2 separate regions of the Mus musculus genome follow, and region 2 is linked to region 1. A link is a loop called in an ENCODE intact Hi-C map of the cell type or tissue named here. Cell type or tissue: heart. All regions are shown on one strand. Links, peaks and the distances in the headings refer to the core of each region. The heading gives the core; the rest is flanking DNA. Region 1 overlaps Carmil1 (capping protein regulator and myosin 1 linker 1). Region 2 has its middle 10 kb from the start of Cmah.

The links. Hi-C counts contacts between places; a loop is a spot of excess contacts. Peaks named below come from ENCODE experiments on the same cell type or tissue, not always from the same donor. Only the 100,000 strongest peaks of a DNase experiment are listed, where the experiment ranks them.
Region 2: it touches region 1 in a loop (2.6-fold over the local background); 2 of 42 quality-filtered maps call a loop at or near these places.

Annotation. Positions count from the first base shown.
Region 1 is chr13:24,034,472-24,042,471 of GRCm38, reverse strand. Carmil1 (capping protein regulator and myosin 1 linker 1) reads left to right here. Exons shown (of 38, transcript NM_026825.3): 33 at 687-799; 34 at 5,864-6,287. Among named protein-coding and RNA genes, the nearest start is that of Scgn, 47 kb to the right of the region's middle. In heart, for the core only: no CTCF peak of the experiment used is centred there; a DNase peak (open chromatin) is centred at 4,801; H3K4me3 peaks cover 565 bases; H3K27me3 peaks cover 361 bases.
Region 2 is chr13:24,309,267-24,325,326 of GRCm38, reverse strand. It overlaps the pseudogene Gm23340 and the pseudogene Gm11341. Among named protein-coding and RNA genes, the nearest start is that of Cmah, 10 kb to the left of the region's middle. In heart, for the core only: CTCF peaks have their summits at 6,442 and 8,523 (motif pointing right); no DNase peak of the experiment used is centred there; H3K27me3 peaks cover 901 bases.

The DNA of each region.
Region 1 (8,000 bases), core at 1-8,000:
AAGCAGCTGCTCCTGAGGGGAGCTGTACTTTATACTTTCCATCTCTGGAGCCTTTGTTCTCTCCATACTACCAGAGACCTCTGGGGATAGCTAGAAATTCTGTCTCAAAGCAGGAAAAACTGGCGCAGCAGCTAAAGGAAGTCACTCCTAGATATCCCCCTGCCTCCCCAGTACTAAGATTATAGTTGTCTTTTTCCTTTGTAGCATTTTGCAGACATGAACTTTTCACAGCCTGTTTGGTCCAGTCATACAGATCACCCACCAGGCCCTGTTTACAGTGCCTTCTGTAAACCTGTTTCTAGGGTGGACATGGTGAAATCCCAACACTGATGAGCAGGAGGGCTGCTGCAAGTTCAAAGCTAGCCTAGCCTGATCTACATAATGAGATACAGGCCAGCCAGGGCTACTAACAGACTGTCCTGAAACCTGTCCCCCTCTACAGCTATACCACGTTAAACATGCCTGACGTCATCGAAGCCTGTGCCCCACAGGTACCAACATCACGCTCAGCTTGTCTGTAAACTGGTTTCTTCCTCACTAGGCTATGGCTCTACAGCTGGCCTCTGTTCCTGAAAATCACATGATCCCTATTGTAATGAATCGTGGCCATGTTGTAGGTTGTTGAGTGCGGCAAAACTGAAGGCACATTGACTTGACTGTGGAGTGAAGTCATGTTTCTCTTGCAGGTCTGTACCATCAGCATCTTGCCCCAGGATGGAGAACAGAATGGCCTCATGGGCAGAGTGGATGAAGGGGTAGATGAGTTTTTCACCAAGAAGGTGACTAAAATGGATTGCAAGTAAGTTTCCAGTCATGTATTAAAAACAGTGTTTCGTTCACATTCAAGCAGCTAATGGTTATAATGTGTCTAGGCATCACAGTCTCATTCAAGAGATTGGCTGTTTGGTTGAATTTTATAAAACGTGTTCTCCAACAAAGTATCATTGTTGTTGCTTGGGAACTTGTTAGAAATTCTAATTTCAAGCTCTTCTCACAAGCCTGCTGAAAGAAGAACTGTGAGACCTGTCCCATAGCAGTGCCCACCCATCACATCCAAGCCACACATCTGTTGGGCCAGGGGCTTTCCTTAGTCATCTGGAAGGTTCCGTCTCAGGGCAGTGAGCATCACACACTGGCATTGCATCCTTTGATTTCTTGTTCATAGTTTGATCTGTTGGCAGGCTGGGCAGTAAAATGGCAGGAGAAATGGTGCTGGACCCTCCAACTTACACTGTTGTGTTGGTATTGACAGCTCTAGATCACCTAGTACACAGACAAGCCTCTGGGCATGCCTGTGGGACATTATCTAGATGAGGTCCGTTGAGATGGACAGATGCAGCCCGATTACTGGCAGCCATATTGCATCCAGTCCCAGACTCAATGGAGAGGAGAAAGCCATCTGAGCATGCTCCCTCCCTCCTGTAGATGTGCACCTCACACTGTACCTATGACTGTCTCTCCATCACGGACTGTACCTTTGAACTGTGAGCCCAAGCAAACCGTTGCTTCCTTAAATAGCTTTTATCTCTAGGTCTTTGATCACAACAACAGGAAAAGTAAAAGAATGTGTCCTCTGAAGACTTTCCTCTATTTTCTTGTTACTAGGATGCTGTTTCCTTAGAAGATAGGTCAATGATACTTTAACTGGAGGTGGGCATGGTGGCACTTGCTTCCAGTCCTACACTCAGGAGATTGGGGCAGGAGGATTATTATAAATTTGAAGTCAGCCTGGAAAACATAGTAAATTCCAGGCCAGCCTGAGCTATATAATCCTGCCTCGACCACACTAAAAAAAAAAAAAAAAAAAAAAAAAAAAGTTCTGTTCACCTTAAAACCCTTCTGTCTTTATACATGATTTTTCTGAAGTTATTCAAATCTGTAACTAAAAGCTGATACATCCCAGAACACACTCTGAGCTTCGATTATGTTTGTGAAGAATGCTGCTTCACCTTGGAGATGAAGTTCAGAATGTATTAAACCTTGCCGACAGCCAAGGGCTGGCAGGCGGGATTGCTGGGGAAGGGCTTGCCTGGGCTGTGGGTTGATGGGTCTTATCTGTGCTCTGCAGGATGGCAGAGTGGAAATAAGTTAACTCTCATATCCATGACACTGGAGCTTAGAGACGCTTGTAAGCTTTAGCAGCTAATTATCGGGCGTCTCTTACACCGGTCTTGCAGCTTAACATAGCATAACTTGGCAGAAAAACCCACCAATATGTCATTTATTCTTGGATAGCTTTTTGGGGTTTTTTGTTTGTTTGTTTGTTTGTTTGTTTTAAATAATACTTCATTCTCACAAATTAAATCACGCCAATTGCTGGCTCCATGCCTCTTCTTTTTTCTTTTCTTCTTTTCTTATTCCCCCTCTATACAAATCTGCAGTATAATCCTTCAAGAGTTTGCTTGGGTTTTGGTTGTTTTAGAATTCAAGGATTAGAGGACTACATTTTCAACTTAAAAGAGCTAAGAAACACCAACACAAACAGTGCAAGATGGAGAATTCCCTCTTGATGCATCGCTGCCGCTTCAGAGTTCTGCTCACAATTGATACCCAGGACTTGGTTTGTTTTTTTTTTCCCCCTATTGCTTCAAAGTCTTTTATTATTCTATATTTTGTTGTTTGCTTTGTTTTTATTATTGTTTGCCTTGCTATTTTATTTTTTGAGACAGTTTTACACTGTATCCCATGCTAGTCTGGAATTCACTAAGCAGCCCAGGAAAAATGTACACTCTCAGTCACCCTCTGCCTCAGGTTCCCGCATGCTGGGGTTCCAGGGGTACACTGCCACTTTCAGGAATGTCAGAATTTTAGTACAGGCTACCATAGTTCTTGGCCTACAGTCACTGCTGATAGACACATCAAAATGGCTGTCGTGACACTGTGTGATTACAGATGCCATTGCTAAGCTGTTCAACTTAGAACTGTATTACTGGGAAATGGGTGAGCCATGGATGTGGACCAAGTGTTCTGTCCCATCTGCCCCACCATGACTTCCTCTCCTGACCAGCAATTTTGTTCTCTGCTTGTCTTTGAAAGATATCTGGGTGATATGTAATATGTAACATCTGTTTTCTTCAAAGATGTTAGTCTAGAATTCTGATCATGTTTCTGAGAGCAAGGACCCCATGGCTCACCTTTCATCAACTCTCAAGGGGACCCACAAAAAGTTGTGTTTTTTTAAATTACATTCTGTTATAAAAATAAGCTGTCAGACATTAGGTAGAACATCATAAATTGGTGTAAAGAAAGCTTGAAGTCTGTGTTACTTGTTCATAATTTTAAATGTCAAGTAAATTACAAGGCTTGAACTAAAAAAAAAAAAAAAAAAAAAAACCACCTTTCTTTCTCCACTTCTTGTTCCCTATAAGCAACTTGTTTATTCCGTTAACTGTTTACTTGGCTCCCACTTTCCCTAAGAATACTTCTCATCCCTAGTTTTCAGTTTTCAGTCGTAATTCTGTCAACATCTGACTACAGAGGATGGTAGTGCATCCTCTCTGACCCTGCTGAATTCCCTCTCTCTTCCTCTCCTTCTCCTCTTTCCCTTCCTCCCTCTCCTTCCCTTTCTCCCTCCCCTTCTCTCCCCTCCCTAACTTTCTTCATTTAATTATATGATAATTTTTATTAGCTAATTATTCAGTGGTTGCTTCAGTGTGCTTCATTCTAGCCCTGTATTTACTACCCTTGTTGTGCGTGGTATGCCGTGGTCACATGTCCTCTGGTATAGATGCTGTCTCCTCTGAAATTCATCCTTTTCTGTTTACTTAGTTTCCCCCACAGTGCTCTCCTTTATTCCCTTCCTTAAATCTCCTGTGAGAGCACACATCTCTCAGTCCACTCTCATCTGGGCTTTGTGGACACATCTCACACCTGTGCCCCGCAGGTCCCAGCGCTCTGGCATGGGGGCAGGGGAGGAGGCATTTCCTTCATCCTCTGTAAGTGAATTCCCTTCACCACCTCCCTGAGTCTTGTCCGTTTCTCAGAGTCTCACCCTTGTTTTGGTGGAGTGCCTCCAGTGGTTACTTCCTAAGAAAGCAGTGTTAACAATGTGTTTCTATAACGTTAAGACCCCCCAATTTAGCTGATCATATTCCTGGGTATTGAATTGTGTAAAGCATTTTGCTTTAGAATGCTGAAAACACTGCTCCTTAATTTTCTAACTTCTAGAATTTTCCCCAAAGAACCTAGTGTCATCTTGAGTCCTGATCCTTTGTTTGTGACATGATTTTGTTTTGTTTTGTTTTGTTTTGTTTTGTTTCCTCTTCTCTGGAAACATTTTTGTATTCTTGGACACCAAAGTTTTATGGTGCTGTATTCCAAAGCGGGGGTGCAGTTTTGCTATTGCAGTTTGTTGGCACATATCACGTAAAGTGACTCTCAAAATCATGCCCATTGGTTCTTTGGGTCTTGAATTGTTTCTTTTGTAAATCTCTTCTGTTTCCTCAGTACACTTTCTGTTAAACATCTTTTATCCAATCCATTGTTTCCTGTTAATCTATTCACTCTCTCCTCCTCTCTCCCGGTTTCTTATTCTCATGTTGTGCTGTTTAACCTTAAATGTCCCACTTCTGTCACATTTTGCTTATATTTCTGTTTTGTGGCTTGGCTGTGTCACATACCCTCACTTGCACTGTTTCTCTGGTTCACCCTGCAAGCCATGAGTTTGGGATAGGCTGGGCATTGTTGACCCGGTGGCTTGAAAAGTGGAAATAACACTCAGTGAATCTTGGCTTTCAGCCAGTCCTGCTCATGCCAGTGCAAGCTTCCCACTCACTTCCACTTCCAGAAGTACCCTGCTCTGCTGTCTACAGCCCCAGAGGGCACTTCAGGAAGTCACCTGCTCTGCCCTCTACAGCCCTGAGGCCACTTCCGGAAGTACCATGCTCTGCTCTCTGCAGCCCCTGAGGTTCTAGCTGCTCCTGGACCCCTAGTTTTTATTTCAGGCGCTCAGATCCATGAAGCTATTTTGTGCTCACTGGGCTTCCAAGTAGTGTTCTTATTCTCACCAGGGTGGTGTGGGTTTTTTGTTGTTCTTCCTTTGCATTTATCCTTTTTTCCAGTGTTGATGGAGTTTCTGAGGAGCTATGGGGAGACCCTGTCTCCAGCTTTGAGCAGCTGGTCCCTTGTGGCATTCATTCTGGTTGGTTTTTGTTTGGTTGGTTGGTTGGTTTGGGTTTTTTTTTTTTTTTTTTTTTTTGGTTTGGTTTTTCCCCACTTCCCAAGTTTTAATGTATCCCAAAATTTAAGCTTATTCTGTCTAGTTTTGTTTTTAGATACAGCGTCTCCTGTAGCCCAACTAACCTTGAACTTCATATAGTTAAGGCTGATCTTGAACTCCTGACCCTCCTACTCCATCTCATAAATACTAGAGTCACAGGTAGTGCTCTACCAGCTCCCTGGCCTTGAGTCTTTTTGTTGTTGTTATTGTTGCTTCTTTCAGCAATGTATTCCATTTAATCAACGATCCAAATATTTGCCAGGATTAAGCACTAAGTGTTGGATTTCACCAATTACCTAATAATTACTGATGGTCAAGGAAGCCCTTTTCAGTGTGCCTCAAATTAAATAAAGCAGTTGCCAAATTATGTCCCAAGATACCCCAAGACAGTTCACCGTTAAGTGTTTAATTCTTACAAAGCACAAGTCTGTCTTCAATCCTGCCTGACTCCCTTCGATTCACTCATAGTCTGTGCGTTTCGTTTCCTCTTTGGTAGCTGTGCCGGAAGATCCTCAGTTTTTGTGTTTCTAAGCCCAGGCTTAACCTTTTAAATGCTACAGGATATGGCTGTTTGTTGATAAGTTTCTCAGGGAACTTGTCTTTATAGCCAAGCCAACACTGTCTATGACTTGGCTGTGGTTGCAGGAGGTCATCCTCGCGCTCCTCAGATGCCCACGAACTCGGGGAAGGAGATGAGAAGAAAAAACGGGACTCTCGGAGGAGTGGCTTCCTCAACCTGATTAAATCCAGGTCCAGATCTGAGCGGCCACCCACAGTCCTGATGACGGAAGAGCTCTCCTCCCCGAAAGGGGCAATGCGGAGCCCACCAGTGGATACCACCAGGAAGGAGATAAAGGCAGCGGAGCACAATGGTGCTCCAGACCGCACAGAAGAGATTAAGACACCGGAACCCCTGGAGGAGGGTCCAGCAGAGGAAGCTGGCAGGGCTGAGCGCAGTGACAGCAGGGGCAGCCCGCAGGGTGGCCGGCGCTATGTGCAGGTGATGGGCAGCGGCCTGCTGGCCGAGATGAAGGCCAAGCAGGAGCGGAGGGCAGCATGTGCACAGAAGGTGAGGAAGGGGTTTGTACGTTTGCTTCGTTGGGGAAAGAGATATAGAAAAATAGCTTGTTGGTTAGATGGAAATATAAATTCTGGATGCCCAAGAGATGGCTCTGTGGTTATGGGCACTTGTTACTCTTATAGAGGACCCTGGTTCCGTTTTTTAGCATGCACATGGTGGTTCAGAACCATCAGTAACGTCAGTTCCAGGGGACCAGACGCCGTCTTCTTAAGGGCCCCAGATACACAGGCGTTGCATACACATGCATATACATACACATGCAAGGAAAACACTCATAAAATAAATCTTACAAAGAAAGTGTTTAGAAATGTAACACCTAAAGATTTATTCCCAAAGAATTCAGAGTCCAGATTCCGAACTCCTGGCTCGTCTTCCCTGCCCCAGGCCCGGCTTTGTTTAATATGTTAGTTGTTTTGGGACAGGGTCTCACACAGTAGCACAGGCTCGCCTCAAACTCGCTTTGTGGTTCAGGTTGGTGTCAGATTTTCTGTGTAGCACTGGGTGGCCCCAAACCCTTGGTGGTCCCCCCGACTCAGCCCCTGTGCCTTCTTTGAGGTTATTGCCTAGCTCATAGCTATACACTCTTGAGAGCCAAGGGGCTTTAAAGGTATGCCCCACCTTTGGCTTCCCTGTGCTTTTGGTAGAAGCCTGCAAGTACTGGTCCCCAGATAGGACTGGCCCTGGCGAATCTGAGCAGAGATGCTGAAGGTGGCTAGAGATGGCAGAACCAAGAGACAAAAAGACCAGGTGGCAGGCAGAGCCGGTAAAGGCCTATTGCGTCCCCATGTCGTTCATAGCTTAAGCTCTTTCCAGGCTTCAAAGTCCTTTCCCATATTCTCCATTTAAATTTCAAAAGAAAAAAGTCAGGGTCTCCTGTTAGAACGGATTGATTACTGAGTCCACTGTTGCTGCTGTGGAGGAAGCAACACCAGTAGAAGTTGCTAAGTCCCAAGGATGAGCATATAGCTTAGTGGTCAAACGCTGGCCTGGCATGTGTGAGGACCTGAGTTCTCTCTCCAGCACACCAAAGGAAATTTTTGAAAAAGGAAAAGAAAAATGTTGAGTTTCCTCAAAATTCAGCTTAAAGACGGTTCACCTCCCTCCCTTGAAGCTTTGTGGTACTGGAGATGAAGCCCCGCCCACAGGGCCTGCACAAGTTCATCCGTCAACCTCCACCCAGCTGCGTTAACTGTTTTGAGTCTCTTTTTTGGAATTTTGTCTTTTTTCTTCTATAGCTTCTTTTTTTTTTTTTTTTTTTTTTTTCCATTTTTTATTAGGTATTTAGCTCATTTACATTTCCAATGCTATACCAAAAGTCCCCCTTACCCACCCACCCCCACTCCCCTACCCACCCACTCCCCCCCTTTGGCCCTGGCGTTCCCCTGTACCGGGGCACACAAAGTCTGCGTGTCCAGTGGGCCTCTCTTTCCAGTGATGGACGACTAGGCCATCTTTTGATACATATGCAGCTAGAGTCAAGAGCTCAGGGGTACTGGTTAGTTCATAATGTTGTTCCACCTATAGGGTTGAAGATCCCTTTAGCTCCTTGGGTACTTTCTCTAGCTCCTCCATTGGGAGCCCTGTGATCCATCCATTAGCTGACTGTGAGCATCCACTTCTGTGTTTGCTAGGCCCCGGCATAGTCTCACAAGAGACAGCTACATCTGGGTCCTTTCGATAAAATCTTGCTAGTATATGCAA
Region 2 (16,060 bases), core at 3,060-11,059, 280 kb before region 1:
TAGCTACTTCTACCCTGTTGCAGATACTGCACTCACTAAAAGAAGCATGACATTGAGACTCAAGAAGGCAGTAAGAAGCAAGACCATCTTGCCAGATGGGCAGTGACCGTTTTCTGATGCATGGGTCCCCCATCTGACTCAAGAAATTAGCCTGATATTTTCTGCAGGGTGAAGTTCTTTCCATGTAACAGTCACAACTTTGTTAGGCACAACCCAGGCCTCTAATCCTAACACTTGGGAGGTTCCCACAAGAAGATGGCTGTGATCTAGGCCAGCCTGGCTACACAGGGAGACCCTGTCTCTAAAGAGTAGTCATAGAAATGATAGTAATGAGACTGGAGTGGAGGCAAAGCTCTGGCAAAGCTCTGGTTTGGAAGATAGGAAATACATGCAGCAATGGGAAGTCCTTTCCAGAACATATTTTATCTATTAGCATAATGGGTGAAATTCACACTGAGCCCAGTCCTCTTGTCTTGTTACCTTCCTTTGCTTGTGTGTCCAGGTTTCCAGCAGCAGCAATCTCAGCCCCTCCACATAAGCTGGGCATCCTTAGAACCACAACAACAGGAACAATGGCAACCAAAGCTCAGAGCACAGAGCCAAGAAATAGCAGAGACAGTAAACACAACCCACTCTCTGCAGCTCCAACAGAGCCTGCCCTTTCATTGTCTCCAGTCGGACCTTTAACCACCAGGATCCTCAAGGTGCATCAGAATTTTCTGATGTTTGCGTCTTATCTATAGATTCTTAGTGTGTCAAAAGCCTTCTACCTGTTCTTGGTTGGATCTTCCACTTATGCACTTACGTTGCCTATTTCATAACAAGGACTGAGAGAATATGTTATCTCTGCATGTTAAATTCCATTTTAAAGTTATTTGAGTGCATGGAATGTGTGGTGTCTAAAGATTGTCAAACAAGCTTGACTGTTAGTCAACTTCTGTTCTAAATTTCTAGTTTGAGAGGAGCAGCTAGACTACTAAGGCACCAGTAGGTGCCCAGTGCTTCCTGTTCATCTGTAGATAGACTAGAGCTGACTCAGGGTACTTCTGCCTTGAAAATGGACCATCATGTTTTCTTTTTTATAGTATGGGCTAACATGAGACCCTGTCTCAGCATGCATAAGGTTCACAGATGTCTTCTAACTAGTTCCTGAATGAAAGATGGCTGTTCAAGATTTTGCTGAAAGGACCCTGATATAGCTATCTCCTGTGAGGCTTTGCCAGTGCCTGGCAAATACAGAAGTGGATGCTCACAGTCACCTATAGGATGGAACACAGGGCCCCCAATGTAGGAGCTAGAGAAAGTACCCAAGAGCTGAAGGGGTCTGCAACCCTATAGGTGGAACAACAATATGAACTAATCAGTACCCCGAGAGCTCGTGTCTCTAGCTGCATATATAGCAGAAGATGGCCTAGTCGGCCATCATTGGGAAGAGAGGCCCCTTGATCTAGCAAACTTTATATGCCCCAGTACAGGGGAACGTCAGGGCCAAGAAGTGGGAGTGAGTAGGTAGGGGAGCAGGGCAGGGGGTGGGGGTGGTAATAGGGAAATTTTGGGATAGCATTTGAAATGTAAATGAAGAAAATATCTAATTAAAAAATTTTAAAAAAAGAAAGAAAGATGGCTGTTATGTTTGCTTACTTTTGTTATGAGACAGTGTTTCACTTCATATTCCAGCTGACCTAGAACTGGCAGCAAGTTCCTTCTTTGCCCCTTTAGTAATGCGATTATGAGGTAAGAGAAGAACATTCAGTCGGGATCTTGTTCCTTCTTGTTTTGTTTTGCTTGTTTTGCTGTTGTTTGATTGATTCAGTACTGGGGATCCAACCTAGGGTACATACTCGTCAAATGCTCTACCCCAGCTCTTTTCCTTTCTTTCTTTCTTTCTTTCTGTCTTTCTTTCTTCCTTCCTTCCTTTCTTTCTTTCTTTCTTTCTTTCTTTCTTTCTTTCTTTCTTTCTTTCTTTCTTTCTTTCTTTCTTTCTCTTTCTCTCTCTCTTTCTCTCTCTCTTTCTCCCTCTCTTTCTCTCTTTCTCTCTTTCTCTCTTCCTCTCTTTCTCTCTTCCTCTCTTCCTCTCTTCCTCTCTTCCTTCCCTTCCCTTCCCCTCCCTTTCCTTCCCTTCCCTTCCTTCCTTTCTTCCTTTCTTTTCTTCTTTCTTTGAACAGGGTTTCCCTAAACTGTCCAGGCTAGCTGTGGTGATTTGAATGTTTGGCCCAGGAAGTGACACTATTAGGAGGTATGACCTTGTGGGAAGAAGTGTGTCATTTTGGAGGTGGGCTTTTAGACTCTTCTCCTAGCTGCCTGGAAGACGAGTCTTCTAGTGTTTTCTGAGAGCACAAAATGAAGCTGTGTTCCAGGAATAGCCAAGATTGTACCTTGTGCTGCAGCTGGACTTGGGAATGCCTAAGAATCATTCAGCTGGTACTGGCTTTGAAGTCATAAAGAAGTGATAGAGGGCAGCTGGTGCTGTAAGAGGCCAGGGAAGGCCATTGGTGAAGTGCAGCCTTAGTTGCAGTTGATGGCCCAGGACCAAAGGGGTCTTGGAAAGAAGTTGAGGCTCGGCACCATGAAGCTATTGAGGCTGTTGGTGAAGGTTGGTTGCAGTGGAAGACTCCAGCAAATTGGAGATGATCAGAAAGAACAGGAGCAACAAAGGAGGGGAGTCAACCAGAGCCTAGAGTGCTAAGGAAGACAGAAGTGACGCCAGCCCTTTAGAGGAGACCAGAACATTATGAGTGGATCCCAGACTTTGGAACAAGAAGCTGTAAAGTTGAAGTTGCCTTGGATACCCCAAGATATTTGAGATGTCAGAGCCATGAGATACCTGTTGAGGAATGCAGCTAACAGGGAGTGGAACCAGCCCAAGAGCATGACGTTTGTTGCTGCTGAATGTCAGATCTGCTGACAGCAGTCAACAAAGATGAAAAGAGTTGGAGATCTGAAGAGTGCTTTGACATCAGGCATGGAGATACAGAGTTCAGAGTTTTGGTCTTGCTTTGGTCCAGTATTTCCTCACTATGACAATTTGGAGTAGTAATATATATCCTGTGAGGTTGGAGGCATGTGATCTGCTTTTTAATTTTAATTTTATAGGGGATTGCAGTGAAGTGATTATATGAATCTCAGAAGAGATTTTGAACTTTGGACTTTTAAACATTGATGAAGCTGTGATAGACTGTGGGGAATTTTGAAGTAGGACTAAATGTATTTTACATTATCCTATGGCTAGGTATGGCCCCTATAGACTCATGTGTTTGAACAAGCCTATGGGGGCCAGGGAATAGAATGTGATGGTTTGAATATGCTCATCCCAAGGAATGGCACTATTAGGGGCTGTGGCCTTGTGGGAGGAAGTGTGTCACTTTTGGGGTGGGCTTTGAGACCCTTCTCCTAGCTGTCTGGAAGACAGTCTTCTCCTAGCACCTTTCAGATTGAGATGTAGAACCCTCAGCTCCTCCCAAGTCATGCCTACCTGGATGCTGCCAGGCTCCTGCCTTGATGATAATGGACTGAACCTCTGAACCTGTAAGCCATCCCCAATTAAATGTTGTCCTTTATATGAGTTGTCTTGGAACTCTTGGTCACAGCAATGGGAACCCTCACTAAGACACTAGCTTTGAACCTGCTCTCTTCCACCTTGCCCAGGCATGAACACATCATGATCCTCCTGTCTCCGTCTCCTGAGTAACTGGGACTACACGCCAGAGCTACCAGGCCCGGTTAAATGATTTTTAAATGAAACCTCTGAACTAAGTCGCTTAAGTGACATTTTAATGATATTCAGCCTCATCTCTGGGAAGTACCAGACCCTCCCAGCGTGCACAGTGGAGCTTCTGCTTCCACGTCTGATGCTTAACCTTGCTTGTGGTTGCTAAGGTTACCAAATGGAAAACAATGAAAACACTACATTGAGCTCACAAGGTACCAAGGAAACTATTCAGTAGATTAAGGGACTTGCTGCCAAGCCCAAAGACTAGAGTAGGACATGATGAATGAAAAACATGCAAAAGAACTCCTACAAGTTGTCCTCTGACCTTCATATGTGGACCATGTCATGTGTGCATCCACACACATGCACACAAAGTAAATAAATGTAAGGTTTTTTAAGTCTACAAGGAGGCTCTGATGTCTGTGTTTAGACTGTTGTTCCAAAACAAACACTGTTTTTTGTTTTGTTTTGTTTGTTTTGTTTCGTATTTCAGATGAAGAGATAATAACGTTTGCAAAACCAGGTTTGTAGGAAGGAGCCTGTCTTTCCAGCCTCTGAGGAGACGGAGGCAGGAGGATCATTTGAGCAGTTTGAGACTAGCTTGAGTAACAGTTAGACCCAGTTCAAACATTTTTCATTGACCAGGGATAGTGAAAGGATTGCTCAACAGTTAAGAACACTGGCTGCTCTCCTAAAAGACCCAGGTTCTATTCCCCTCACCCAATTTCTAGGGGATATGGCGCCATCTTCCATCCTTTTTAAGTACCAGGCATACATGTGGGACACAAACATTACATGCAGACAAAAGAGCCATACACATATAATTTTTTTAACGTTAGCATTTAATTAACCCCCACCCCTTGGTCACTTTAAGCCATCAGAACACAGGCACCTCCAACACCCTTCATCTTCTCTTCAGCTCTTCTGCTGAAGAATTTGGTCTTCGTGATGACAGGTTGCTCAGGGAGCTTTTCCTTCCCCAGAACTTTGTAGTAGCATGATTGGAACAACATCAGTGACGAGAGCAGCTCCAGTCTTGTTTATTGCAGCATTGACCCGTGTGTGCTCGCTGACCAGTGTCTAAAATTCATCCAAGTTGACAGTTGGTCAGAAATTCTGGTTCCTCTTCAAGCAGTAATGCCCCATGCCAATGTTCCCAAAGTAGCCTGAATGATATTTGTCAAAGTTGATCCTGTGGTGATGCCTGCCTCCAGCATTCCTCGGCCTCCTGGATGCTTGCGGTGCTTACCGATGTGGCCGTGGCCGTGGCTCACATGGCCCTGGAGTTTTGAGGCCTTCCTCAGTCTAAATGGCATGGCGGTGGCAGAAAGGAGAGAGGGCCACATATAATTCTTAATGAAATGAAGTTTGCAAGTGCAGGCACCTGACACTGAAGCAAACCTGGCATTGCCACCAATGATGGGCAGTAGACTGCACATCATGGTGCTAGAGGAAGCGTTTTCTGAACACACATGATTTTCCAAGCCTTCATTTGTTTAAAAAAAGTGTATTTACACTTTGTAGACAGAATCTGGCCTTTAGCTTTATTTTTAAAACAATTGCATTACATTTACTTATTTGTATGGATGGATGCTTGTGACATGGCATAAGTGTGGTGGTCAAAAGACAACTTGTGAGAATCATTTCTTTCTTTCTACGTGTGAGTCCTGGGATTCGAACTAAAAACGTTAGGCTTGGTTGGCAAGTGCCTGTACTTGCTGGACTACCTTGCAGGCCACACATACAAATAAATATATAAACAGAAAACTAATATATATATATATATGTGTGTGTGTGTGTGTGTGTGTGTGTGTGTGTGTGTGTGTGTGTATGTATGTGTGTATGTATATATATATATATATATATACATGTGTGTGTATATATATATATGTATGTGTGTATGTATATATGTGTGTGTGTATATATATATATATATATATATATATCCCTCAGGAACCCTCATTCACTATGGGTAGAATTGCAAACTGGTACAGCCACTTTGAAAATCACTGAGAAGAATTCTCAAAAAGCTAAAAATAAATCTACCATATGACCCAGCTATGCCAGCCTTAGCATATGCCCAAAGGACAGACATCCTACTCCACAGATAGCTGCTCCATTATGTTCACTGCCTCTCTATTCACAATAGCTAGAAAATGGAAACAACCTAAATGTCCATGGACCAAGGACTAGATAATGAAAAAAAATCTAACTAAATTTAAAAAATCAGTTACAACAGTGCAACTGAAAATTTCCCACTGGTTCATAGTTCTCAATTCTGTAATAATCAGAATACTTTTGATATGGTATAATCACACATTTCTACCTTCTCTTTCCTCCCTTCAAATCCTCCCATATACCCCTCCTTGCTTTCCTGCACATTCTTAGCCTCTTTTCCATTAATTGCTGTTACACACATACATGTATATATATAAAAAAACAAGCAGGTTATATTTAGGAATATAATATATTATATCTGTTCATATAGTCATATGTATTCATATATATAATGTTGCCTGTATGTATGTTTTCAGGGCTGTCCTGGTTAGCAGAAAATAGTGGCTAAACCCAGCTCTCTGAGAAGGCTAGGCTGAGGATATGGGTCAGTGGTAGAAGGCTTCTTGATTTCCCAGAAGGGGAATTCTTCTTTTCATTTCTGAATAGGAAGTTTTACAACTTTCACTAACAAGGAAGGAACTTCCATTCCTGCAGACTTGAAATGCATTTGGAGAGCTTTATTCTCACAAGCCACTGGGTGTCAGTCCTGAGCTGTAACGTAGGAAAATGAGCAGCCAGGAAAGTCAGATCTTGTAGTTGATAGACGTCATACGTAGGTGGTTAGGACTGCGGTTGCTTCCCTCCTTTGGAAGCTTACATGGCCTTAGGGAGGAGGCATTTAAGTAGTTCCAGTTCAGGAGCCACTGGGCCCAATTTCTGAAGCAACAGGGACTTTATCAATAGGGACTTTCCTTCCACCTCCTAGAGCAACCAAAGGCAATCTTTCTACCTCTCCCTCCTGAATGGTGTGGTCACAGACCTGCAAGACCATGCCTGGCCACGGAGCAATCAAAGGCCATAGCAATTGGCTGTATGTTTTGGGATTCTTTTGCACAACCTTGATTAGCACACAACTCAAAAGAGGGCTTTTCATGCCCAGTGTTGGTGATTTGTTATACAGTATTTGTCAGTCAACCCAGGACTACCTGCCCAAGGGTGGTACCACCCACAGTGAGCTGGGCCTGTCCGCATCAATCATAATAAGAAATTTCCCACCGCCTTGCTTACTGGCTAATCTGGTGGATGTAGTTCCTCAGGTGAAGTTTCCTTTGCTTAAGCAATTCTACCGTGTATCAGCCAGCATAAGGTATGTGGTGGTTTAAATTGGAGTGCCTCCCATAAACTCATATGTTTGAATGCTTGGCCCAAAGGGAGTGGCACTATTAGGAAGTATGGCCTTGTTGCAGAAAGTATGTCACTGTGAGGCGGGCTTTGAGGTCTCATATGCTCAAGCTAGGCCTAGTTGGGCTTTTACTTCTGCCTGCCAATCAAGACACAGAACTCTCAGCTCCTTCTCCAGCACAATGTCTGCCTGCATGCTGCTATGTTTCTCAGCATGGCAATAACATATTAAACCTCTGAAGCTGTAAGCCAGCCTCAATTAAATGTTTTCCTTTATAAGAGTATCCGTGGTCATGGTGTCTGTTTACAGCAATAGAAACCCTAATGAAGACAGGGTACTTCCTGCTGCAAAAGCATCCTTTCTTTCTTTTTTTTTTTTTTCAGGATTTTTTTTATTAGGTATTTTCTTCATTTACATTTCCAATGCTATTCCAAAAGTCTCCCATACCCTCCCCCTCACTCCCCTACCCACCCACTCCCACTTCTTGGCCCTGGCATTCCCCTGTACTGAGCCATATAAAGTTTGCAAGACCGATGGGCCTCTCTTTCCAATGATCTTTTTCTACACCAGTTATCACCAAGGCAACATTCTGCAAGTGATGACAGGCCTTCCCAGTATCCCAGTAAGCCCAGCTTACTCTTCCCACTGTTTGGTGTTAGGGCTGATGGGCTATGACACACTGTTGGGCTGCATCTCAGGCAGTACCCAGAGTGATTCTTATGTTCTGGAATAGGGGGAAACGTCACTGTGCAACTGAACTTGACAAATGACACACAGTCAACTGTTTTGAACATAAACAAAGGAAACAAAAGCAGAACCGAGGTTAGAAATGCCTGTGAGAAGCCCTGCATAGTGACTCTGCCTCTCTAACCCCAGCACTCAGGACATAAAGGTGGAGATATCAGAACCTCGATGCTAGCCATGACTACATGAGGCCTGCTTCAAAACAAACATAAGAAAGAAAGAGCCATAATTATTTGGAATATTAAGAATGTTTGGCCATATATGGTCATGCTGATCTGTGATCTCATCATTCAAGAAGGAGAGACAGAAAGCTTGCTTTAAACTGAAAGCCAACCTGGGCTACATAATAAGTACAGGCCAATCAAGGCTATGTAGTGAGATCTTGCCTCCAAAAGCAAAAATAAGGTCAGGTGTAGTAACACATGTCTTTAATCCCAGCACTCGGCAGAGGCAGAGGCAGAGGCAGAGGCAGAGGCAGAGGCAGAGGCAGAGGCAGAGGCAGAGGCAGAGGCAGAGGCAGAGGCAGAAGCAGAAGCAGATACAGGTAAGTTTATATTAGTTCCAGGCCAGCCTGATTAACATAAGTTTCAAGCTAGCTATGGTTATAAGGTAAACAAAAAGCCTGCTCCTAGAGGTTTACAAATATGGCTGCTGTGTCACTTGTGCATCAGTAGGTGGCAGAGAAGTATGTCTATACTCAGTGTTAAGGCTTGTGAACTGCTGAATGATTCATAGCTGAAGACTCCCTTCGTGGGGGTTGGCGGGAAGCAAGCCTGAATTGACAACCAGACTGGCACCAAGGGGCCCAGACAAGGAGCTAGCCTGAAACGACATCAGTCCCATGCCATGCAGACCCAAATAGGCTCCCAGGACTGAGAGCAAGTGGGAAACTAGAAGAACCCTGCCCAGGACCTCAGGTCCCAGATGGGAGTGAGCCTGAGACAGATGACCCTTGCATGGGGGCACTCAGTCAGGCTGGGCTAGGAGCAAGCCAGAGATGACCACCAGACCAACGCCATGCAGCCCAGACAGGGATCTAGCCTGAGATGACCACAAGTTGAGTGCAAAGGCTGGGGCTGGGGGAGCAGATCCTGCCCAGCATGACCCCTGCTCAGTACTATAATGCATGAGTGGGACATGGCACTCCTGAGACCACTCCTGAGATAATCCTAGACACTCAGAGACCCCAGGCACCACTAAGAGGAGCAAGTACGTGGTAGAGAGATGGAAGAAAAAGAGAAACAGAAGGACGTGGGCACAATGAAGAAAGGCAGAACTGGAGACTTGAGGGTAGTGAGAAACAGCCTGATATGAGTAGCTGGTGATGCCATGTGGGATCACAGTGGGGTCCTGGCCTGTGCTGCCACTGGGGGCCATGTCTGTGTCTGTGGCCCTATAGCAGGAGAGGTCTGTTACCACCAAAGGCCAGGCAGATGTCAGTGTTTGGGCTGCTGCCCAGGGATATGTTGAAGTCTGAGAAATGTGCAGAACTGGCCCCACCCCTCACCTTAGCATCATGGGAGAGTTGGTCCTGGAGGCACAGAAGGCAGGAGGGCTGACCCCACCCCTAGCCAGCTGCAATACTCAGGAGAGCTGGCCTGGCACATTGTAGGCGTTATGGATGAACCAACCAAGGACACAAGCTTCGAAGGACTGTCCCTACCACTTGTCACATGTATCATGGATGAGGAAGAGATGCCCTCCCTCACCCTTGCTCCTTGCCACCTATTGCAAACAGGAGAGCTAGCCCTGGGGTCATGAAAGCAGGAGAGCTGGCCCTGCTCCTCACCTGCTGCAGCACTTGGAAGAGCAGTCCCTACACCTTGTCTGGGCAGCATAATAGAGCTAACCCTGGATGTGGGTGTTACAGGTGAGCAGTCCCAAGGGCGTGAGCCCAGGAGAACTCGCTCTGCTTCTTCTCTACTGGATGTTGGTGCAGATGAGGGAGAGGCACTCTCCTCCCTCTCTCATCCCTTACCATCTATGGAAGAACTGGCCATGTGCCTCACTAGCTGCACCACCTGGGCAGTAGGGTAGAGCTGTCCCTGGTTGCAGGGGTTCCCAATGAGCCACCCTGAGAGTGGGAGAGTGAGAGAACCAGTGAGATGACCTGTTCAGATACCTCTCAGGCCCAGATCCAAGGCTTTGAATTGACCCACCCCAATATCTACTCAATCAATGTGTTTCTATAGTGTATGAAGGGGTCAGTCCTACAGATCCAAAACTACAGGATCTCCATGACACAGGGCAACAACAGGATATCCCAGAGGAGGTTGCAGTATTGATAGAGTAGTAGAAGCCAGAGGCTACGTGCCAGACCAACCAGTCATTGCAATCAACATTTGCAAGCACTGCAGTGTGAACAAAAGGGGAATACTGTGGTGTACACTGTGACACACTACAGCTTCCACGATGAGATTTTCTTCTCTATGGGGGAGAAGGTTGCAAGGGTGGAGGGCAGGTACAGGTAGGTGGGGAAGGGAAGATGAGTGAGATTGGTGTGCATGATGTGAAATTCTCAAAGAATCAATCAATCAATCAATCAATCAATCAATAAGAGAAAGAAAAAGGAGGAAGCAGGAGGAAAGAGAGAGGGGAAATAAGAAAGGGAAGAAATGGAAACCAGCCCTGAAACTACTATGAAGCTAAAGGAATAGAATAGATGCGGGGCCCAAATTGCACTACAAAGAAAGAGGTTGGGCTGACAGTACAGATCAGCAGTAGAGAATTTACCTAGCACACGCAGGAAAGAGGGTCACTGAGAGAGATGATCCAGGTATTCATGTAACAATTCAAAACCATATTTCTTTTTTTATTAAACTAATACAATTTATTTTAAAATATACAACTCAGTATTGACTTTTTAAAGTCACCAAAATAATTTATACTAGTTAAATGCCTCTTAAATATACATGATATCTTCTGAAACTAAAAGTAATATGCACTCAACCAGTTTTTAAAATCTGCTTGGTATATTAAACATGAGAGAAGTAGAAAAAATATCTCTTTTGAATTCCTCTATGAAAGGAAATTGTGACAAGTTCCTGATTAGACAGAAACCATTCCATCTCCAAGGGAGAATACGCAGTTTAACTGTGGCTTAATGGAATGAATTGGGTAGTGTTCCTTCTGTTTCTGTTTTGTGGAATAGTTTGAAGAGTATTGGTATTAGGTCTTTTTTGAAGGTCTGATAGAATTTGGTACTAAACCCATCTGGTCCTGGGCTTTCTTTGTTTGGGAGACTTCTAATGACTGCTGCTATTTCTTAAGGGGTTCTTGGGCTGTTTAGATGGTTTATCTGATGTTATTTGGTATTTGTCTAGAAATTTGTCCATTTCATCCAAATTTTCCAGTTTTGTTGAATATAGGATTTTGTAGTAGGATCTGATGATTTTTAAAAAAATTTCCTCAGTGTCTGTTGTTATATCTCCCTTTTCATTTCTGATTTTGTTAATTTGGATATTGTCTCTGTGCCCTCTGGTTAGTCTGGCTAAGGGTTTATCTATCTTGTTGATTTTCTCAAAAGAACTACTCCCAGTTTTGTTGATTCTTTGTATAGTTCTTTTTGTTTCTACTTGGTTGATTTCAGCCCTGAGTTTGATTATTTCTTGCCATCTATTCCTCTTGGGTGTATTTGCTTCTTTTTGTTCTAGAGCTTTCAGGTGTGCTGTTAAGCTGCAAGTGTAAGCTCTCTTCAGTTTCTTTTTGGAGGCACTCAGAGCTATGAGTTTTCCTCTTAGCACTGCTTTCATTGTGTCCCATGAATTTGGGTATGTTGTGCTTTCATTTTCATTAAATTCTAAAGTCATTAATTTCTTTCTTTATTTTTTCCTTGACCAAGTTATCATTGAGTAGGGCACTGTTCAGCTTTCATGTATATGTGGGCTTTCTGTTGTTTTTGTTGCTATTGAAGACCAGTCTTAGTCTGTGGTGAACATCTATGCTCTAAATGCAAGGGCACCCACATTCATAAAAGAAACTTTACTCAAAGCACACATTGCACCTCACACAATAATAGTGGGAGACTTCAACACCCTAGTCTCATCAATGGACAGATCATGGAAACACAAACTAAACAGAGACACATTGAAACTAACAGAAGTTATGGACCAAATGGATTTAAAAGATATCTATAGAACATTTCATCCTAAAACAAAAGAATATACCTTTTTCTCAGCACCTCATGGTACCTTCTCCAAAATTGACCATATAATCAGTCACAAAAAAGGCCTCAACAGATACAAGACGATTGAAATAATCCCATGTATCCTATCAGATCACCATGGACTAAAACCATATTTATATGAACAGTCTCAAAGTTCCTCGTTTTTGTTTTTTGAGATAGAGTCCTTCACTCTAGCCCAGATTGACTTGGAACTCACTATGTAGCCCTGACTGGCCTCAGTCTCATAGTGACCCTCCTGCCTGGCCCCTCGATTCTAGGAACACATTATGTAAGCCACCATATCCCGCTTTGTATTTATTTCATACAAGGTAAACTAGTTCCTTGACAGGCACAAATAATGGGCATGCTGAGCTACTGAGATTGCAACTGAAGTGTGTCCTTATGGCCATTTGTTATAATTTGCCAGTTTGAGTGAAGCACAGTCTGTCTTTTTTTTAGCTGCAGTGGGCATCACCATTCAGACAATGTCCACATTATCTTCTAATGGGAAAATCAATCCTTCCCTAGATGGATGTTTGCAGGAAAATGTAGAAGAGCTTTCCTAATGCCACAGTTCACCTGACTGGGGGGACCAGGTACTTCTGATTTTAAATCAGTCCTTATTTGGAATTTTTGTCATGTTTAGTTTTTATATACTGTAAGAAGAACTATACATACTTTATATAATAATAATAATTATTATTATTATATAAATAATTATATATATATGTATTCTATCTTACTCTATGTTCAGAAAAATAAGAGAGAAAAACTGGTAAAAAAATGCATGGAATACAATATTTCACATCTATTCTCTAGACCCATGGCACTCAAAGTGGTTCATATAGCCAAGCAAACTAAGAAAAGATAGACTTTCTATGTGAGTTTGAGTGTGTCAGCCCAGCTGGAAGCTTGGTGTCCCCTGTAGGGAGGGACAGGATCCTTAAGGACTCCGTCCTTGGAGAGGAATGAATGCAGTTCTCTTGGAATAGTTCGGATGTGAAAGGCCCCACAGAAAACTGTAGTTGAATACATGGGCTCCAGCAAGTGGTGTTGTTTATGGGAAGTCCTAGAAACTTTAGGAGGTGAGCCTGGCTGGAGGCGCTAGGTAAAAGATGGGGGAAATGGTGGCCATGAGTTCATGTGGTTATTCAAATTTAAGTGTGAATCCACTAAAATTAAACTAAGGACTGGTAAGATGGTTCAGTGAATTAATTGCCTTTCATTCAGGTATAAGGACCTGAATTCTGATCCCCAGATCCTATTACAAGTTGAATGTGGTGGACATCTGCAGCCCCAGTGCTAGCAGGCAGGGGTGCAGACAGACAGAACTCTGGAGCTCACTGGCCTGCCAGCCTAGCTGAATCAGTGAGCTGCAGGTAAAGTGAGAGACTCTGTCTCAAAAAGTAAGGTGAAGAGCAATAGAAGACACTTGGATACACACACACACACACACACACACACACACACACACACACACACACATCATTAAACTAGAAAGTCATGCTATCATTTACTTAGCACATGTGACACTAGCTGCTATCTGGGAGTGGTCATTTCCAACAGGGCAGAAAAGTCTATTGGACAGCAATGACATAGATACACTCAAATATTTTGGATGCTGGTCTTTACTGACAGGCAAGCAGAACAACATGAAAGTAAGATTGGCTGGCAGTGGTGGCACACGCCTTTAATCCACTAGCACTCGGGAGGCAGAGGCAGGCGGATTTCTGAGTTCGAGGCCAGCCTGGTTTGCAAAGTGAGCTCCAGGACAGCCAGGGCTATACAGAGAAACCCTGTCTTGAAAAAACAAAAAACAAACAAACAAAAAACCGAAAGTAAGATTGGTCCCCCTGCTTTTTTTATGACATTTTAAGCTATCTATATGAAGCCAATCATTATAGCTCATGCCTGTGATCCTAACACTCAGAGATAGAGAAGAAAGGCTCAGAAGTTCAAGGTTATCTTTAGCTACACAATGAGTTTGAAGCCTATCTGGGTCACTACATAAGACCTTGTCTGAAAAAAAAAATAAACAAATGTCCCTACCTGATAAAAATAATAACCACCACACACCCTTGTCCCCTGCTGCCAACAGTCAATGTTCTAGAGCTAGGATGGTCACACCAAAGAGACCTCGCTGACACACCAGAAAGAATCACCCGAGGTGCTTATTGTAATCATTGTAGAAGACCTGCCTCACATCACGGAATCTGCCTCCAGTAACTTTCCACATGCCTCTGAAGCAGAAAAACAGCTATGACTAGAATTTATACATCATAGTCAGCAAATGAGAACACCTCAGGAAAAGAAGGCATTGGATCTGAAACTTCTGTCCTTTTAGGAATGGAGGATGAGCCTGCATACTGAACCCTGCTCTTTGGGGCTCCATCACCCCAACGGCGGGCCTTCTAAAATCCAGAGGTTACCTGCTGCCTAATGTTGGCAAGGGTTTCATCAAAATCAGTGGAAGAATGAGAGGGAGCTGCATCCAGCAACCATGGGCTGATCATAGAGAGATCCTAAGACTTCCATTCATATTTCACCTCTGCCCCCAAAAGACACCAGGAGCAAAATCTTAGGAAAATTCGCCATCGTCCTGTAGGGACAAGACTGTTGGAACTTGTTTGAGTTAACCCAGAACTAAAGGTCCACTACACATATTGTGAGCTATAGAGTCAGATAAGAGAGCAATGGATTTTCCTAGGAAAGAGAAACCCACTTTACAAGATTTCTGAGGATTTCTGAGTGTTTGCCCAGTCAGAGTCTGACCTGAGCTAAGCCCAGATTGTCATTTTAAGGATTGGGACCTAACATTTGTGACCTGCTTATTATGGGTTCCAAGAACCAAAGTCTGGTCTTCTCCCAGCGCAGCCAAGTGTTCCTACTGTCTCTCTAGCCCCTGGTATACTGTTATAATAAAGAAAATGTGAAATTCTTTTAGTTGAAAAGAATATTTTACCAAAAATAGTTTCTTTCTTTTTTTTGGGGGGGGGGGGGAGGGTTTCCGAGACAGGATTTCTCTGTGTAGTCCTGGCTGTCCTGGAACTTACTTTGTAGACCAGGCTGTCCTCGAACTTAGAAATCCACCTGCCTCTGTCTCCCCAGTGCTGGGATTAAAGGCGTGCAACACCACTGCCAGGCTCCAAAGATAGTTTCTTAATCACAGTATAAAAGATGCTAAAAATCAGGGAAACTGTGTAAGAACTATGTGGGAACTATAATAGCATTCATCGCAATGCCAAAATACCAAAGGCTGCATCATATATAAAAGAACATTTTCTTTCTTTTTTAAGATTTATTTTTATTTATTTTATGTACATGAGTACACTATCTCTGTCTTCAGACACACCAGCAGAGGGTATCTGATCCCATTTCAGATGGTTGTAAGTTATCATGTGGTTGCTGGGAATTGAACTCAGGATCTCTAGAAGAGCAGTCAGTGCTCTTAAATGCTGAGCCATCTCTCCAGTCCCTCCTCCTTCCTTCCTTCCTTCCTTCCTTCCTTCCTTCCTTCCTTCCTTCCTTCCTTCCTTCCTTCTTCTTCCCTCCCTCCCTCCCTTCTTTCTTTCTTCCTTTCTTTGTAATTATTTGTTTTAGAAATTAGCATGGCCCAATGAGCTTCATATTGGCTCTGATAAGAGCCCTCTGGCTGTGTTAAGTCATTGAAAAAAGGCTCGTGGCATGAGTAAGAGTCAACAAGGTAAGACCAAACACACAATGAACAGAGACGTTTCCATCTTGCTGGTTTTGGGGAGGGGGGGGATGGTGATTTTGGTTTTAGTTTTGGTTCTATCTGTCTGTTTATCTATCTATTTATCTTTTCCTACAGTGATGGGAGTAGAACTCAGAACCTTGCACATGCTAGGGAAGCCATGGCCACTGAGCTGCTCCCCTCACCTTGTCTTGCTCTTTTAAAACCACCCACTCAAAAGACCTAACCAGTGTTCCATAGGTATGACCTCACTCTCTTCTGAGGGCAGTGCTGACCTAAGGGCCTTCCATTAGGACCCACCTCCTAAAGAGCCTTCCTTCTTTGAAC